2 separate regions of the Homo sapiens genome follow, and region 2 is linked to region 1. Evidence: chromatin contacts called from ENCODE Hi-C or POLR2A ChIA-PET data. All regions are on one chromosome and are shown on one strand. The core of a region is the stretch at or near the end of the contact, and the rest is flanking DNA. Distances in the headings are between cores, read along the strand shown.

Evidence for each region. A loop is a pair of places that touch in the nucleus more often than their neighbours do. ChIA-PET counts read pairs that join two places held with the same protein, here RNA polymerase II (POLR2A). Pooled maps may share reads with other maps.
Region 2: a pooled map shows a loop between it and region 1 (4-fold over the local background). The contact joins the promoter of H3-3B here to the promoter of RNF157 in region 1. A Hi-C loop is called at or near these places in 1 of 168 maps with a recorded cell type or tissue (posterior vena cava) and 2 of 50 pooled maps. POLR2A ChIA-PET finds 5 or more read pairs at or near these places in 4 of 52 experiments (Caco-2, HepG2, activated CD4-positive, alpha-beta T cell and 1 more).

The regions. Positions count from the first base shown.
Region 1 is chr17:76,238,387-76,241,742 of GRCh38, forward strand. It overlaps RNF157 (ring finger protein 157), which reads right to left and starts at 2,107. Exons shown (of 19, transcript NM_052916.3): 1 at 1,767-2,107. The coding sequence starts at 1,854. It overlaps LOC105371896 (a long non-coding RNA gene), which reads right to left. Exons shown (of 6, transcript XR_007065913.1): 6 at 2,476-3,356. RefSeq lists an enhancer at 1,075-1,747 and silencers at 2,052-2,191, 2,212-2,281.
Region 2 is chr17:75,778,517-75,781,928 of GRCh38, forward strand. It overlaps H3-3B (H3.3 histone B), which reads right to left and starts at 1,263. Exons shown (of 4, transcript NM_005324.5): 1 at 1,141-1,263; 2 at 531-668; 3 at 294-447; 4 at 1-207. The coding sequence starts at 658. The coding sequence ends at 79. RefSeq lists an enhancer at 351-955 and a silencer at 584-853.

The DNA of each region.
Region 1 (3,356 bases), core at 857-3,356:
ATGAATTACAGTTTTACAGTTAAACTTTTAAAACTGGTAGAGAGGAGAGGATTATTTATTGAGTGTGCTAATTAACAAAAGTTTTGGTTTGGTCTATTGTCTTTTTATTATCATCACCCAAGATTCATACTTGTACAAATATGCTTTGGGGAACAGCCTTCCAGAGGTTTACCTATGTTAAGTCCCACATATGAAAGAGCGGTGAATACTTTCCTGAGGCAGCAAACACTATTGAAAATTCCAAGCTCAGCAAAGTATGCTCCATATTTTGATCAATAAAAGCCATGTGGTTTAAGAAAAACAGAGCCCACAAATACTGCTGCATATTTTTGTCTATTTTAAAAAGTTTTCCTCATGCCGCCCTAAGAATATTTTTGTCTATTAAAAAACAAAATCTATGCCTTGGTTAGCGTTGATTTTATGTAGTCATAATCAGTCAGAGCTTTATTAAAATACTAACGACCCACAGCTTTATCTTAGACCTTTCTAAAACAATTCTTCACCATATTCATCTTTGCAAGGATTCATTCTTTGGTACAAAAGCAGTGAGAAACACAGCTCTGGCAGACACTCTGCAGGGATGCGGGCAGGTTCATCGTCTGGCCCCTGCTTTCACCTGGCAGACACTGGACACACTGCTGAGAAACCAGCTCATCTCAGTATGTCTCTATTCTACCAAAAAGAGACGAGGCTCTGCTCCAATTCTGACACCTCATTCCGAAATCACCAAAATCTCCATCGGGTCCTAAGCAGACAGAATGTCGCAGCCATTCATCCTCAGAAGTCTTGAGAATAAAATTAAAAGTAATTAATTAAAATAAAACTACTTGCAATTAAAAGTAAACACCGGCTAGGTCATGCAATTCATACTGGCCGGTGCTCACATAACTGAACTACCTTGTGATTCTCTGCTTTGCTGTCAAAATCCTCCTCCACCTCCAATGCTGATACCACAATCCAGAGGCTAGAGACATTTAAGTGAAGGGATGATTCTAATAACAAACATACTTCTATACGTTTCCAATACCTCTGCCCTGTCCCAGAGCTGGTCCCACTCCAAAACCCAGGCTTGCCACTACGCTAGCAAAGGGGCAATCCGAGTAACTCTGATACTCAGATTCCCAAACATTTCTGTTACTTTCCACCACCACCACCCCCCCCACCCCCCGGCTTCTGACAGCCTCTGCAAAAGCACCAGCACTGCAAATGCCTGTTTGGCTTCCATCCTTCAGCAGGCAATGGAAGCTTTTCCAGGAGAAACCTAATTCTAACCTTTCCAGAGGCCAGGAGACGGCAGCGCAGGGATAGCACCTGGCGCAAGTGCCTGTTTGGATGCCGAGGTCGCCTCCCTCGCGGCCCTCGGACCCCGCGAGGCAGGTAGGCTTTGGGCCGGGCCGGCCGGGTCCGTGCGGGGCGCCGACCTCGCCTACGACGCCGCAGCCCCGCTCCCCAGGAGCCTCGGTCCCTGCGGGCACGCGTCCCCGTCACGGGGCCGATTACAATGGAGGCCGCTCCCGTCCTCCCGTGGAGGGGCTCGGTGCCCTCGGTGACCCTGCTAGACCCGGCAGGACGCCCCTTGGGCTAATTCGCCCGGGGCGGGGGAGACCTCGGCCTTCTCGAAGACCTCCCGCGCTCGAAGACCGTTTCGGAGCGTCCGCAACCACTGAGTCCCCGAAGACCCGCGGGGCCCCCTCAGGCCGTCCCGACCCAGACCCCTGCCCCTGCCCCTCTCCCTCCTCGCGGCTGCGGCGCCCGCCCGCCCTCACCGGACTTGGGCGGGTAGCGGTACACGGAATTAGACGGGATGTCCACCTCCTCCACGCCCGCGTGCTGCCGGCTCGTCAGGGCCCCCATGGCCGCTGCGGCTGCAGCCCCGGCCCGGCCCCGGTGCCCGCGCCGCCCTCCGCGCTTCACCGCGGCCGCCCGCCCCGCGCCCGGTGCGGGGGCCGACTGCCCGCCGCGGCCGGCTCCGCTGCGGCGCTGCGGCTCTGGCGGCGGGGAGCCCCCGGCGCGCCGCGCACCATCCTCCGCCGGGCACCGCGGCGGCGCCTCTGCCAAGGGGGCTGCGGGTCTGGGCCGGGGGCGCCGCCGCCGCCTCAGGCCGCGTGATGTCAGCGGCCGCTCCGCGCGGGGACCGCGGCGGCCCCAGCCAATGGCGAGGCGGGGCGGGAGCGCCCGCGCCGGAGCAGCCAATGAGCGCGGGACTGCAGCAGGAGCCGGCGGCGCGTGCCTCGCGCGGGGAGCCGCGGCTGGACTCGGCGCGCGTGGACGCGGCCCAGGGCCTCGCGGCGGGGGCGTGGGCGTGGGCGGGGACTCGCGACGGGGACGGGGGCGCGGCCGGGTGCCCGCGGCGGGGCGGGGCGGGACCGGCCGGAGCTGGGACCCCAGGAGACGAGCGCTGCACCCGGCCGGGACGCGTCGCCCCTCCGCGCCTGTTTATCCCGGCTCGGATTACCGCGCAGGGAGCCGCCCCCTCCCGCGGTCCGCGAGGACTGGCCGGGAGCTCGCTCGCCATTGTCCTGGGCGTCCCAAAGCGGGCGGTCCCCGCTCCGCTGCTCCCGCGCCTGGAGGAAGCCTTCCCAACCCCGCCCCTCAGCGTCGGCCGGCGGAGGTCTTCGGAAATCTCATGCAGGGGGGTAGGGAGAGGGGTCCCACGGTGCATTCGCATGTCTCCTGCCCCGTGTTAATGCTGGTGACCGGCTAGGAAGATGCCGCCTCCCTCTCACGTGCGTCTATTCAAAGCGCTCCCAACTCTATACATGCTGTTTAAGGCTCCTTGTAGCCCTAAAGTTAGGAGAACATCGACTGAGGATAAGATCAAGACATCCAGCCTCTGTCTGTATCGTGGAAACGGGACCCCGGAAACTTTGGAAAGGCCTGAGTGCCAAGAGAGTCAACGCAGGCGAAAGCGAACCGGGCCAGGCAGAACCGGGAGCTCCTGTTGATAAAAACACACACAACAGTGGGAAGCTTGGGCCGGCGGAAGACGTCATTCCATTGCTTAATTACAGACATTTGTGTTTTAAACCTTCTATTTTCTTTGTGGGTCTGGTGTTTTTTTTCCTGAGAGAGTGGACTGATCAGCAAACATTTCAACTGCTAGAACATGACTTTCACAACTTTTCAACAGTGTTCGAAGTACAGTTTGGGGTGTCTGGTTCCCTTGATTAGGTTTGTAAAGCTATTTTACGGAGTCTAGGTCTTTCCTGGTTATATTTTGTTTTTGTTTTTCTGTGTTTTGAGACGGAGTCTCCCTCTGTCGCCCAGGCTGGAGTGCAGTGGCGTGATCTCAGCTCACTGCAACCTCCGCCTCCTGGGTTCAAGGGATTCTCCTGCCTCAGCCTCCCGAGTAGCTG
Region 2 (3,412 bases), core at 13-2,512, 460 kb before region 1:
TTCTTACAAAAAAAGTCACAAATTAAACCAAAGTATTTTACAGAATTTACTACAAAACGCCATAAAAACTGCCTTCACTTAAGCTCTCTCTCCCCGTATCCGGCGAGCCAACTGGATGTCTTTGGGCATGATGGTGACTCTCTTAGCGTGGATGGCACACAGGTTGGTATCTTCGAACAGACCCACCAGGTACGCTTCGCTAGCCTCCTGTTGAGGACGAGAGCCGCACTATTAATCCCACTCGGGGAGCGGAAACCGCCCAGCCCTCCCCCGGCTCCAGGCCTTTGTCTTACCTGCAGCGCACCGATGGCTGCGCTCTGAAACCTCAGGTCGGTTTTGAAATCCTGCGCGATCTCCCTCACCAACCTCTGGAAGGGCAGCTTCCGGATGAGCAGCTCGGTCGACTTCTGATAACGACGAATCTCTCGAAGCGCCACGGTCCCGGGCCTGCAGCGAGCAGGGGAGGAGTGAGCGGACGCTGCCGCACAAAGCCGGCCACCGCCGGGCCATTGTTCCCCCGCCCGACCTACCTGTAGCGATGAGGCTTCTTCACCCCGCCGGTAGAGGGAGCGCTTTTCCTGGCGGCTTTCGTGGCCAGCTGTTTGCGGGGGGCTTTCCCACCGGTGGACTTACGAGCAGTCTGCTTGGTTCGGGCCATTTTCTTTCACCTAAGAAAGACGCCCCGAAGATAAGGCCGCCGCGCTCACCCGGGCCGCCCCCCAGGGCTGCGGGGGGAGGAACAGATCCTGGCCCCACCGCCGGGCCTCCCGCCTCCCCGCGCCCCACCTCGCGGCAGCAGATGGCCGAGGGCCGCCAACCTCCTCCCCCTCCCCTAATGACTCAGGCTGCGAGGAGCGGCAGCCTCCCCCGGGAGGGGGAGCGCGGGGAGGAGTCACTTCCCTTCCTCGACGGGCGGAGGCCCGACTGCCCGGAACCCGGCGTCGGGACCTCTGAATCACCGCCGGGAAAAGGCGGGGACACAGTTCCGGAACAAAGCCCCAAGGGGAAACCTCCCGGCCCCATACCCGACCCGACGCCAGCGGCCCGAGCAGCCCCCGCCGCTCGGCTCCCAACGGCCGCGGCGCGCGGCGCCAACGGTTGGCAGAACCTGAAGCCGCGGGTAAACCTACGAACGCCTACCCAACGCCGAAGTTTTAGGCCACTTCTCCGACCGCCGCGCCGCTTCCGCTGCCCGAGGAAGAGCCGCAGTCGACGAGCGAAAAACCAGCACCGCCCAACGAACGACCAAACCGCTCTGCGCTCCAAGCCCCCGCGTCGCCTCCGTTTTTATAGGCACGCTTCACGCTGCGTCTCTGCGTCATAGAACCCTTATTTGCATACACCAACGACTTTTTCTATTGGTGGGCGCTTTCGCCGACGCGCTGACATCCCCCGACACAAAGGCCGTGCTTCGGCACTGTTCCATGATTGGTGCATATCTACGCCGCTGATTGGCTGTTAAAGTGGCCTAATGATTGGATGGATGCAAAGAGGAATGGACGAATCAGAGTTTAGCACTAAGCGGCCCTTCTGATTGGATAAAATGGAGCTATGTTTGGATCCTTCCCTTGGTTCCAAAGCTCTGCAATAGAAAGTCAATGCAAATGAATTGCATTGGTCTCTATCAGAATGAGCAGGAGTCTAAACTCACAGGCATCAAGCGAATGCTATGCACCCAGAGAGGCTACTTTAACAAAATTTTTGTAAATATTTTCCGATGTAAAATAAAATGTGTTCCCTGGATTATTTACCTTTCATAATATTTTGATAGTTAAGTGCGTAGTGTGAGAATTAGAATTCAGTAAATCATGTTATATTATCAAGTATTTCATATATCATGCACATACATTTTTAACAAAAAGCAGGTCTCTTGGTGGGGTGGGAAGGGGTAAATAATAAATACAAATAAACATGTTAATAAATTATTTTAGAGGAACTGTTTTGTATGTTTTTAAGGTGTCACAAAATATTTTTTGATTTCCATATGCTTAAACAAGAGGTAACTTACTAAGCAACATGTTACTTGAATTATGTACTTCAAGTGAATGAAATGACTACAGCTAGAAAGTAAATAGTCCTACTATAGTATTTGCATGTCCATAAAGAATAAACAAAAGATAACTAAACTAGATATGTGCCCTTTTGTTTAATAGCATATCCTGGCAGGTATTACTTCTGAAGAAACATGACAAATGTGTAAATATGCTAATCCCTACCTTTGCCTAAGTAAATGTCTTGGGTAGATTGTAATAGTCAGTTCTTCAGTTGCCTCAAGTATATAAAATACCATAGCAGGCTTAAGGTTAAGACTAGCCAAGCAAAGCCCAGAAAATTGAAATAGAGCCTTGGGCATTCTACTCTATAGTTCTGATGCTGGTCCAGCAAATATTCTAAACTATTAAAAGAAAAAGTAGCAGATACAGGTATGCATAGGTTTCAACTAAATTAATTTTTTTTTTTGAGACGGAGTCTGACTCTGTCGCCCAGGCTGGTGTGCAGTGGCACGATCTCAGCTCACTGCAAGCTCCGCCTCCTGGGTTCACACCATTCTCCTGACTCAGCCTCCGAGTAGCTGGGACTACAGGCGCCTGCCACCACGCCCGGCTAATTTTTTTGTATTTTTAGTAGAGACGGGGTTTCACCGTGTTAGCCAAGATGGTCTTGATCTCCTGACCTTGTGATCCACCCGCCTTGGCCTCCCAAAGTGCTGGGATTACAGGCATGGGCCACCGCCCCTGGCCGGTAATTTTTTTTTTTTTTGAAGTGGGGTCTTGCCCAGTCACCCATGCTAGAGTGCAGTGGTGCAGTGACCACGGCTCACTGCAGTTTTGACCTCCTGGACTCAAGCAATCCTTCTGCCCCAGCCTCCCAAAGTGCTAGGATTACAGGCATGAGCCACCATGCCTGACCTTCAGAGAATTACAGTACGTAAGTACAAATACCTCAATATTGACTTGTCACACCAGTGGTCAAGTATCAAACAATGAGAAAAAAATGCACACTTTGAAAAACTAGCTCAGCTTCATCTCAATCTCTGGTATCAAATTCCTGTTATTATTTCAGCCTTCTTAATTTTTTTTTTTTTTTTTTTGAGACGGACTCTTGCTCTGCTGCCAGGCTGGAGTGCAGTGGCGCGATCTCAGCTCCATGCAACCTCCACTTCCTGGGTTCAAGCGATTCCCCTGCCTCAGCCTCCCAAGTAGCTGGGATTGTAGGCATGCGCCACCATGCCCGGCTAATTTTTTGTATTTTAGTAGAGACAGGGTTTCCCATGTTGGCCAAGATGGTCTCGATCTCTGGACCTCGTGGTCCGCCTGCCTCTCGCCTCCCAAAGTGCTGGGATTACAGGCGTGAGCCACCGCGCTCAGCCAGCCTTCTTAATCTTAACGTGCACATTATGTATTTAATCATC